2 separate regions of the Mus musculus genome follow, and region 1 is linked to region 2. The links are chromatin contacts, found by Hi-C or POLR2A ChIA-PET in ENCODE. All regions are on one chromosome and are shown on one strand. The core of a region is the stretch at or near the end of the contact, and the rest is flanking DNA. Distances in the headings are between cores, read along the strand shown. Region 1 overlaps Wnt5b (wingless-type MMTV integration site family, member 5B). Region 2 holds the start of Ankrd26 (ankyrin repeat domain 26).

Region 1 (5,168 bases), core at 1,650-4,149, 880 kb before region 2:
TCCTGAAACTCACTCTGTAGATCAGGCTAGCCTCAAACTCACAGAGATCTGCCTGCCTCTGCATCCCATGTGCTGGAAACAAAGGCGTGCAAAACCACACTCTGCTCTGGGCTCAAGTTCTCTTCCAAATCCTTAGTCCAGAGCCTTGTTTATGGAGAACGTCGCAGAGGGGGTGGAGGAGTCGGTAATACTGTGCGCACCCATGAGTGCATTCACAGCCGTGCCCTCTCTCTTTCTGGATTGATGTTGTAGGTCACTAGCTCTGAACCCAGTGCAGAGACCGGAGATGTTCATCATTGGCGCTCAGCCCGTGTGCAGCCAACTTCCTGGGCTTTCCCCAGGCCAGAGAAAGCTGTGTCAGTTGTATCAGGAGCACATGTCCTACATCGGGGAGGGAGCCAAGACGGGCATCAGAGAGTGCCAACACCAGTTTCGACAGAGGCGCTGGAACTGCAGCACCGTGGACAACACATCTGTCTTTGGCAGAGTTATGCAGATAGGTAAGAGGCCTCTGGACCTGTGTCTTCCTGCCTGGTGCATCGATAGATAGCCTGATAGCATGAACGAAAGCCCACACTGCATTCTTCCTAGGCTTGGAAGCATCCTGTTAGACAGGAGAGGGAGCCCCAGGAGGCTCTGCGTTTCCCTACCTCAAATCCTGGGGCTGTCTGTGACTCACTCTGAGAAGGAATGGAAAGGCTGAGTAAGGAGGAAGTTGGTTAGAAACCTGCCTGCCATGGCTGCCTTTGTCTCTCAGTGCTAGAAGGGCCCCTTTAAAAAAGTCAGAGGTGGAGGTGGAGGGAGAATATCCCAAATTGTATATTTAACATCTTTTTTACTTGAGCCCTTGAGCAAAAGGTGAAAGCTTGAGGCCAGGTTGGTAATAGCTGCCATTAACCAGGCCCAGCTCCAGGCCAGGCTTTCTGCCTTGAAAAGGGATGTGAGTACTAGTGCTAGAGGAGGAAGGTGAGAGGTAAGAGGACCACTGTGGGGGAGGGGTCCCTCCTCCTCCCTGTCCCAGCTGGTGAGATCATGGCTGTCCTATTGCCCAGATGGAGGTGTGAGTTGAGTCTAATTGTCTTAGGTCCTTTTGAAATGCAATTCTCCCCTCCCTGGCAAGAAATTGAGAAACCAGGCTGGGTTCTTATCTCCAGGACCATAAAAGGAAGGTGTTGGTAGTCTTGTCTCCCAAATTGTCCCTGGGCAGTGCCCCACTACTCTGCATTCTGGAGGTAGCTTCAGATAGGGCCTTCCCAAAGTAGGATTCCAGAAAGGTTGTTTAGGGTAGGGGATGGGTAGAGATTTTGACGTATTCTATTAGGACCCTGACACACAGATCTTTCCCTAGGCTCAAACTGAAAAATGAAAACAAGGGGTGTCTGCTTTGAACCCTGCCATTGCCTTTGGGATCAGCCCTGGCTATGAAGAAGGCATGAGCCAGTGTTCCGGGATGCCCTGAGGGGCAGTTTCCCCAGAAAAGCTGACTTGGGGTTTGGTGGATTTACTTAGCAATTCTTCAGGGATTCTCTTCACACACATCCCTCTCCTTGGCACAGTACCTATCCTGCTTAAGCAGTTTTGAGTAAGACCATGAGACTGGTCCAGGTGGGGCATAGCATCCTTCTTGGCCTGTTTCCCGTTATTCAAGGAATGAATGCTGGACAGACAGGCTAGCAAGATGACTCTGTCTGAAAACTTGCTTGCCCTGCCAGCGTGAGGACCCAATTTGATCTCCAGCACCCACACAAAAGGCACGAAGACCTAAATTCAGTCCCCAGCACTCACATAGAGAGACGGTGCGGTGATGCATGCTTGTAATCCCAACATTGGAGACGCAGAGACAGGTTGGCAGCCCACCCAGCTAAATCTGCGAGCCCCAGGTCCTTGTCTCAGAAAATAAGGAGGGCAGCTTCTGAGGAACAGCACACAGTGGGGTGAGGCAGTGTGGTGGGGAGCTGTACTGGGTGAATTCAAGATTGCCAACACCTTCTTTTTATTGTCTCGGAATAAGACCCAGTAGAATAGGGACTGGTTTGTCAAGGACTTCTGACTTCCACTGAGGGAATGTACATGCATCCACATGCATTGCACACACCTGAACATGCACAGTGGGGGGTGGGTGGTAGATACTGCTGAGTCTGATTGCATAGTGGATGGCTTGTTCAGGGCAGGGCTATTGGTCCATCTGGTTTTCGCCACTCTTAGTTGTTGTTGTTGTGTTTGTTTCTCTTTGTTTATTGTTTTAAGACAGAGTCTCTCTACACAACCCTGCATGTCCTGGAGATTTCTCTGTAGACCAGGCTGGGCTTGAACTCACAGAGATCTGCCTACCTCAGCCTCTCTAGTACTGGGATTAAAGGCATGTATCACATGCCCTGACTCCCACTTCTTTTTCTATAGCTTCCCTGAAGCCTCTCTATGTCTGAGAAGCCATGTCCTGGGGTAGCTCCTGCTAGGATCCTGGTGTCAAAAGGGCTTCCTTCTTCTGAAAGCTGCAGCACAAGTCATCCACCAGCAGAGGGCAGCAGAGCAGCTCAGAAGAGCAGCCTGGCTTCCAAAGCCTCTGCCCAGTGCTATGGCTTGCTAGCTTCATATCTTTGAGATGGTTTGGTTTTTCCTTTCATGTGTGACTGTTTCACGTCCAGATACCCTCCAAACACCCAACGCACACACACACACACACACACACACACAGAGTTTATCTAACCTGCAGTGGGGAACTGGTCCTTGCAGGAGATTTCTATGCAAGAATCTCTTTACCCCCCCACCCCCCCCCCCCAAAAGAATCTCTTACCCAAGACCCACGTGCTGCCCTGTGCAGTTGGCGCTGCACCCTCAGAGTCTGGCCACGCCCCTCCAGCAGAGGCAGAGCTGGTCCAGTGTGCTGAAGGACACTTTCAGATCCCAAGTCACCGGAAGTCAGTGTGTGGCACCTGGTTTATTATATTTAGAGACGGGCACATGGTTTCAAAAGGTATTTGGGGAGGGCTGATTAACTCAGAAGCACATTTACTAAAGACGGGTGGAAGAAATAAGTCAGGCATATGCGAGTTGGGAACGGAACACGTAAAAGGCATGTTTCTTGTTTTCAAACACTGGAGAGCTGACAAATGGAAGGGGATTAGGCAGAGCTGCTCCAGCAGGCAGAAGTTAGTTACAAGGAGGCGTATTTTGGTTTCATGTGAGGAGGAACTTTCTAGTGATAGAATCGTGGGGGAAAGAGAGAGAATGAATGATGAATGAGCTGCCCTGAGAGGCCAGCGCTTTCCTGAGGAGCACTAGGAGCCGAATTGCGTGGAGAAGGGAAAGAGACCCAGTGCTGGGGGTCTGCGGCTCCACCCTGCTCCAGGTGGCATGTTGGGAGCTGAGAGCATTTCTGAAAGGCTTTATAGAAATGACTCACTTCTTTTGGTATAGCATTGGAAATGTAAATGAGCTAAATACCTAATAAAAAATGAAAAAAAAAAAAAAAAAAAGAAATGACTCCCTTAGAGTACGGCCCAGCCTGCTTCCTTAAGAGCATATAATGGGCTGCAGAGATGGCTCAGCGGTTAAGAGCAGTGACTGCTCTTCCAGGGGTCCTGAGTTCAAGTCCCAGCAACCACATGGTGGCTCGCAAACATCTGTAATGGGATTCAGTGCCCTCTTCTGGTGCGTCTGAAGACAGCTACAATGTACTCATAGTAAATAAATCAATAAATCAATAAATCAATAAATCTGAAGACAGCTACAATGTACTCATAATAAACAAACAAACAAACAAACAAATCTTTAAAAAGAAAAAAGGAAGAAAGAACACATAAAGCTCTTTCAGAGGACCCAATTTCAGTTCCCAGCTCCTACATTAGGCTGACCTTTAACTACCTATAACTCCAGCTCCAGGAGATCCAGCGCCCTCTTCTGGCCTCTGGAGGCACTGCACACACATGCATATTTCCCTAAAAAGACATAAATAAATATATAATTAAAAAAAAAAAGTCAGCCGGGCGTGGTGGTGCACGCCTTTAATCCCAGCACTAGGGAGGCAGAGGCAGGGGGATTTCTGAGTTCGAGGCCAGCCTGGTCTACAAAGTGAGCTCCAGGACAGCCAGGGCTATACAGAGAAACCCTGTCTCGAAAAAACAAAAAAACAAAACAAAAACAAAAACAAAAAACAATGAATGTGGGGATACTAAATAGTCCAAGAAGCTCTTTCAAAGCAAAATGACATTTTGTTTGTTTTGTTTTTTTTGTTTTTTCGAGACAGGGTTTCTCTGTATACTGTATAGCCCTGGCTGTCCTGGAGCTCACTTTGTAGACCAGGCTGGCCTCGAACTCAGAAATCCCCCTGCCTCTGCCTCCCTAGTGCTGGGATTAAAGGCGTGCGCCACCACGCCCGGCTCCCACATTCATTGTTACAGTCAGCACCAAGGCAAGGGTCAACCGTAGCAGCTAGATCACAGTGGAGCCTCCGACTACTAGTTAGAGGTTTCGTGGGCTGCTCCTGTTAACAAAAGACCAGAGTGGATTTGCTGTTAGTTGTGAAAAGCAGTGTGGTCTGATTTCTGACATCACTGTGTGGTGCCATGGTAATCAAGAAGTAGAGCTCACTCCAGTCCTTTCCTTTAAGACTCAGTTTATTGTTTACTTGTGTGTGTGTGTGTGTGTGTGTGTGCCTATTTATGTGTGTCCAGAAGCTAGAGGGAGTCATTGGATCGATCCTCTGGGGCTGGAGTCACGGGAGGTCGTGAGTCACCAGACACGGGTGCTGGGAAACAAACTCTAGCCTTCCCCAAGAGCAGCAAATACACTTAACTGTGGAGCCTCCCCCCCTACCCCACCCCCAGCCTTCAGACCTTGTAATTCTGTCTGTCCATCCTCTGGGACAGCCTATGGTGTCTCCTTCCCATTGTAGAAGCATGGGACAGTCACAGACGGAAGACAGAAGATTCTACCTGGTACAATAACAAATGCAGGAGATGGCTGTGACCTGCCAACAACAACTGCTTCCTCAATATCTGATCCCACTCAAGTGTCTTTGTTATGTTAAAACAGCTTTAAGGGATACCATTCATTGTCGTATACAATTCACCACTTAAAAGCACACAGGTCAGTGGTCTTCAGGGTATTTGCTGGATGTACAACTGCGATCACTAATTCCAGGGCATTTGTATTGACCCTTAGCTGTC
Region 2 (5,253 bases), core at 258-2,757:
GAGAGACAGAAAGCAGGGGCAGTGGTCTACACCCAAAACACCAGCTTTCCAAAGCGGAGGCAGGAGAATCATTAAGGTTCAAGGGTAGCATAGGCTAGAGTGAGATTCTGTTTTACACACACACACACAGAGGCACACATGCACACACATGCGCGCACACACACACAAAGATAAAATTAGCAATAGAATTTATTTCAATTTTTATTACAAAAGATATAGTCAAATCAAAAACCTGTGGAATCATTCCATTGAGTACAGCATGTATTACAGATCCACACTGCAGAAGTGGGATTCCTGTGGGTTGGGGAGCAGGGGGAGGGGGTAGGATAGGAAAGCTGATAACATTCGAAATGTAAAGAAAATATCTAATAAAAAATTAAAAATTAAAAAAAAAAAGAAGCTGTACCATAGGAACTGACTGATCTGAACTACTGCCGTAGCAAGTTTTGAACGTTGCAAGTCCAGAAGCAAATCACATTGAGCCATCGTGTTCTCCTGTGCGTGGGACCTAGCTTCTTTATGTCCAGGAGGTAAAGCCTTTGGAATGTCCACTGGGACTCCTAGCTTCCATCAGCCAAAGGGGGTAAGAAATTCATCAACTGCCATCTGAGGGGTGTTAACACAAAACCCACTTACCTGACGTACCCACCGACGTATCTGAAAAGTGGGTTGATTTGTTGTCGTTTCTATTAAAATTGGAACATGAAACAGGATTTGAGGTAGCCTGAATTTGAGGTAGTTCCTGCGGCCACTGGAGGTCCTATTAGGCACGAACGGTATTTTATTCCCTTTGAGGTGAGTTGTGGCTTTAGATTGACAAAATTTATTAACAATTTAAAACGTCAAGGTGAACACTTACACTGGAAAACTGCTTACTAAGTATTACTTTTTCCAGGTCCAAAACCAAAAATTTACACACATCATATCGTTTCATTCAGATCCCAAATGCAGACAACCTTTTCTTCTTACCTCCCATCAGCTTGTCTAACTCATATACTGACTCTTTAGGCTGTGAAACACGATCATTTATTGCACTAATTCCCAAACTACTTAGCTTAACAAAATCTCTTCCCTTACTCTTCCACGCCACGATTCCATCCATGCTGTTTGTAGTTTACTTTTTGATTATCGCCTACCTAGAGTCCAATAGGTTTGCTCCCCAACAGGTTTAACTGCCACTGAAACACAAGGCCAAAGCTAAGCAGGGAGGCCGGACTCCAGAAGGTTCTGCGCCCATCTGCCAGGCGCCCTCAATGCCCGCAGTCCTGGAGTACTGGGTCTGGGTTCCACGCTGCTGAGCGACCCCCATTCCTGTTGAAGCCTTGCAGCGATCACGCCCAAACCGAGGCTAACCCGGGCCTCTGGAAACAACACACTGCCCACCTCCGCCTTAAACCCCGGGTTAGAGAACCCGCTAGGTTGCAGCGCCCTGACCTCCTGAACAGCAAAGAAGGCGGAGCCTGGCCGTGCGCACGCGTGCTGGGCACTGGTCGCTGCTGGGCCTGTGTGAGCATGCGCGGCAGCAAGAAGGCGCGGGTTGCTAGTTTGCAGCTCGGCTTGGCGATTATTGTGCTTTAAAAACCTGCCGGGCCATGCAGCGTCTTTCCCGGTGGGATCCCGTGCGTCTAGGCCGGCTTTTCAATAAGTGCCCTAGCTGCGTTGTGTTGTCAGCCAACGTTGCGCGGGGAAGAAGGTGCCTGTGAGGGGCGTACCCTCTGCCATGAAGAAGATTTTTGGCTTCAGGAGTAAGGGCCCATCGCCCTTAGGCCCCTCTGCCCGCCCGCGCAGCAACTGCGTGGGCTTTGGACGCGAGAGTGCTAGTGGCTCCCACGTGCCCAGGTACCATATTCACGACAAGGATATGGGCAAGATCCACAAGGCTGCAAGCGTGGGAGATGTAGCCAAAGTGCAGCATATCCTTATCCTTGGAAAAAGTGGCGTGAACGATAGAGACAAGAAGGACAGGTAATAAATGGCCCGCCAGTTAGCGGGGCGGGACGAAGCTGGTGGGGGAGCGTGCACCTACCTTGTCTGGCTTTGGGGCTGGAAGACAGAGAGTCTATCTTTCATTAAGGAAGCTTGACTCTTCCCACCTGGCTTTGAATGCCTAAGTCTTAGTGGGGTCTAAGCCCTGACCTGTATGAACAGCAAGGACAGCAACAAAAAACACTTCAGCTGGTTTCTGATCCACTGACAGTTCCCTTCACTGGCAATGTAAAGCGAGTTAACTAACATTTTAACTTTCTGCATACATATAAGAAAGTTTTATGTTGTAGAAATACATAATAGGAGAAATGTTTCTGTTCAAGGTTAAAAATTCTTCCACTAACATACAGGATCCATCTTATCACTGCCGTACACCTGTGTGAATGGTTTTGGTTGGTTGGTTTGTTTTTACTGCATTTTGAAGTGGGAAAATAGTTCCATATTCTCGAGTCAAAGATTGGTAATTCCCAGAACTCGAACTCTGAATATCCTGATCAATTTAACGTAAGCCAAACCCGACCGTCAGCGTTTTAACAATTTTGAGTTTCTTATGTTGCTTTTGATTTTGTGATGAGACGAGAAAAAAAAAACTTTCTAAAGGATAAAACTACTAGTTTTCACAAGTCAGTCGTTTACTAGCAGCCAAAGAGACACAGCAGTGAGCAGGGTGGAATAGAAAACCCAGAACATATCCAATCAAGTATATGTAAGAATTTAGATATTGCTGGGCAGTGGTGGCTCATGCCTTTAATCCCAGCACTTGGGAGGCAGAGGCAGGTGGATTTCTGAGTTCGGGGCCAGCCTGGTCTACAGAGTGAGCTCCGTGACAACCAAGGCTACACAGAGAAATCCTGTCTCAAAAAACAAAACAAAACGAAAAAACCAACCAACCAAACAAACAAACAAAAAAACCAAAAAAGAATTTAGAAGTTGATTCTGGTGACACCCCAGTTAGTAGGGAACAAACACTTAGGAATGAAATGGTTGTTGACTTGTTTGGAGAAAACTAGCAACATTTCTATGTCACTAAAATAAATCCCTGATAGAATATAAGTTAAACACTAAAAGAAAACACAGTGAGAAAAGTACCAAAACAAAACAAAGAGATGAGGAACGACTGCAGAACCACTGTGTGTGTGAGTGTGTGTGAGTGTGTGTGTACACACCCGTGTATGTATCCGTGTATTGGTGATTGAATGCAGGTTTGTAGTGTATCCTCAGGATACTTTCTAACATTGAGCTTTTTAAAATGAAGCATTCTCAAGACCCATTGAACAAAATCTGAGGATAAAGGGACTGTATACTTGCAAAGTGTTCACAGTATGTATGTATATATATAATATATATACACACATATGTATATATATTAGTATATATGTGTGTTATAGATAGATAGATAGATAGATAGATAGATAGATAGATAGATAGATGAGAGCAGTGTTCCTGCTGAAGCTGGTGTTGCTTAGGGCTTCCCAGTAGATGCACTGATTTTTATGTTGCTTTGTATCGTGGGTGGGAGGGGAAGTACGTCTGCTTCCATCCTTTAGTTTGTGTGGCTTTAGTGAGATGTGTTTCACTCAGACAAACAGTAGTGTTATTCAGGGGATCTCCCCCACCCACCCCATTGGTTCAAATATGGTTTATTCTTTTGTATTCATAGCCTGGGGTTTGCTGGTATACTGTTAGTCCTTTCCATCCCCAGTTCTCATCTCTTTATCTGTCCCCTGTCATACCTGCCCCTCACCCATGCACACATACACAAGAACTGCAGGCTCGCCTTGTGGCCAGGGCTGTCGCTCTATTTTCTTTCTTTTTAATATTCTTAAGAGAGATAGATGATAGATAGGTAGGTAGATAGATAGATAGATAGATAGATAGATAGATAGATAGATAGATGAGAGTGTGTCTGTGTGTGTGTGTGTGTTAGTGAAGATGTGTGTATGCCATGCTGTGCTTGTGGAAGCCAGATAACTTTCAGGAGTCAGTTCTCCTTTTAACATAGGATTTAGGGAGTGTATTGAGGTTGTTGGGCTTTTGTGGCCAATGCCTTTGTCCAGAGAAAGGCTAAGTGATGACTAGTAAGCAGCAGACCTTAAAGCCATGTTTATACCCAAGTCCAAGCCACATCCAAAGGATATATACACTTCTTTGCAAATTGGCTGCTCTGGGCTAGGAATGTAACTCAGTAATTGTTTGCTTAGCAAAAGTCTCTGCTGCAAAACACACACACACACACACACACACACACACACACACACACACACGGTTGTATTTTCAAGAATGTACTGTTGTCTGCAGAAAAATACTTGTTTTGAAAGAAGATATAACATAGCGTTCTACATTTCATGAAATGTATTTTTAGATGATACTATGTAGTTTTCCTAAGATGTGCTCTGGTTTTCACAGGACTGCTCTACATCTTGCCTGTGCTTACGGCCACCCAGAAGTGGTGACTCTCTTAGTAGAGAGAAAATGTGAGATAGATGCCCGTGACAGCGAGAGCAGCACGGCCCTCATTAAGGTACCAGCAGCCAGCACTTCTGGCTGAATTGCGTCTCATTTAAACACTTGGGGCATAAAAGACCTCGATTTGATTTAAATATAGTAATAAGTAAAGCCGACAATGTGTGTATTTTGAATCCCTAAGCTGATGATTTTCTCCTTGATGCACTAACACCAGGCCGTGCAGTGCCAGGAGGAAGAATGTGCAGCCATACTGCTGGACCACGGGGCCGATCCAAATGTGATGGACAGCAGCGGCAACACCGCCCTCCACTACGCGGTCTACAGTGAGAACACGTCCATGGCAGCCAAACTGCTCGCACACAATGCAAACATAGAAGCCAAAAACAAGGTATAACGGCATCTTTCTTTCCAAAATCACCAAAGACACAGAGACACATCGTGAAGGTCATTCTTGTCACCCTGACTGGACTGAGAAAACACTGCTGTGTATTTTATAGGAATGTGTTCAGAAATGCTCAGATCATGAGGTCTCGGGATCTAAGTAATGTTTGAATCCATTGGTTAGAATGTAAGATTGAATAGAATTGCCCCTTTAAGGTACTGTGGCTGTGATAAAGGTAATCCATACACCAGTCAGGATCTCGCTGATCAAGCCAGTGTCTTATTTTCTTCTTACTGCGGTCATTTATTTATTTGTAGGGGTAGGAGGTGCCTGTGCGCCACAGTGGACGTGCAGAGAGCAGAGGACAGCTTTAGGGAGTTGCCCGCCCGGGTGTCAGGGTTGAACTCGGGTTGAAGGGC

What was found. Hi-C counts contacts between places; a loop is a spot of excess contacts on that map. ChIA-PET counts read pairs that join two places held with the same protein, here RNA polymerase II (POLR2A).
Region 1: a loop to region 2 is called in a map of T-helper 17 cell, with 3 times the contacts of the local background. The contact joins the enhancer-like site here to the promoter of Ankrd26 in region 2. A Hi-C loop is called at or near these places in 1 of 37 maps with a recorded cell type or tissue (T-helper 17 cell). POLR2A ChIA-PET finds 5 or more read pairs at or near these places in 1 of 5 experiments (embryonic stem cell).

The regions. Positions count from the first base shown.
Region 1 is chr6:119,441,667-119,446,834 of GRCm38, reverse strand. Wnt5b (wingless-type MMTV integration site family, member 5B) reads left to right here. Exons shown (of 5, transcript NM_009525.3): 3 at 253-500. Among named protein-coding and RNA genes, the nearest start is that of Gm40397, 23 kb to the left of the region's middle. Within about 2 kb of position 2,899, at least 1 of the 3 ENCODE cell types and tissues checked has a DNase peak (open chromatin) inside an H3K27ac peak, as active enhancers do.
Region 2 is chr6:118,558,525-118,563,777 of GRCm38, reverse strand. It overlaps Ankrd26 (ankyrin repeat domain 26), which reads left to right and starts at 1,507. Exons shown (of 34, transcript NM_001081112.2): 1 at 1,507-1,965; 2 at 4,393-4,507; 3 at 4,667-4,840. The coding sequence starts at 1,721.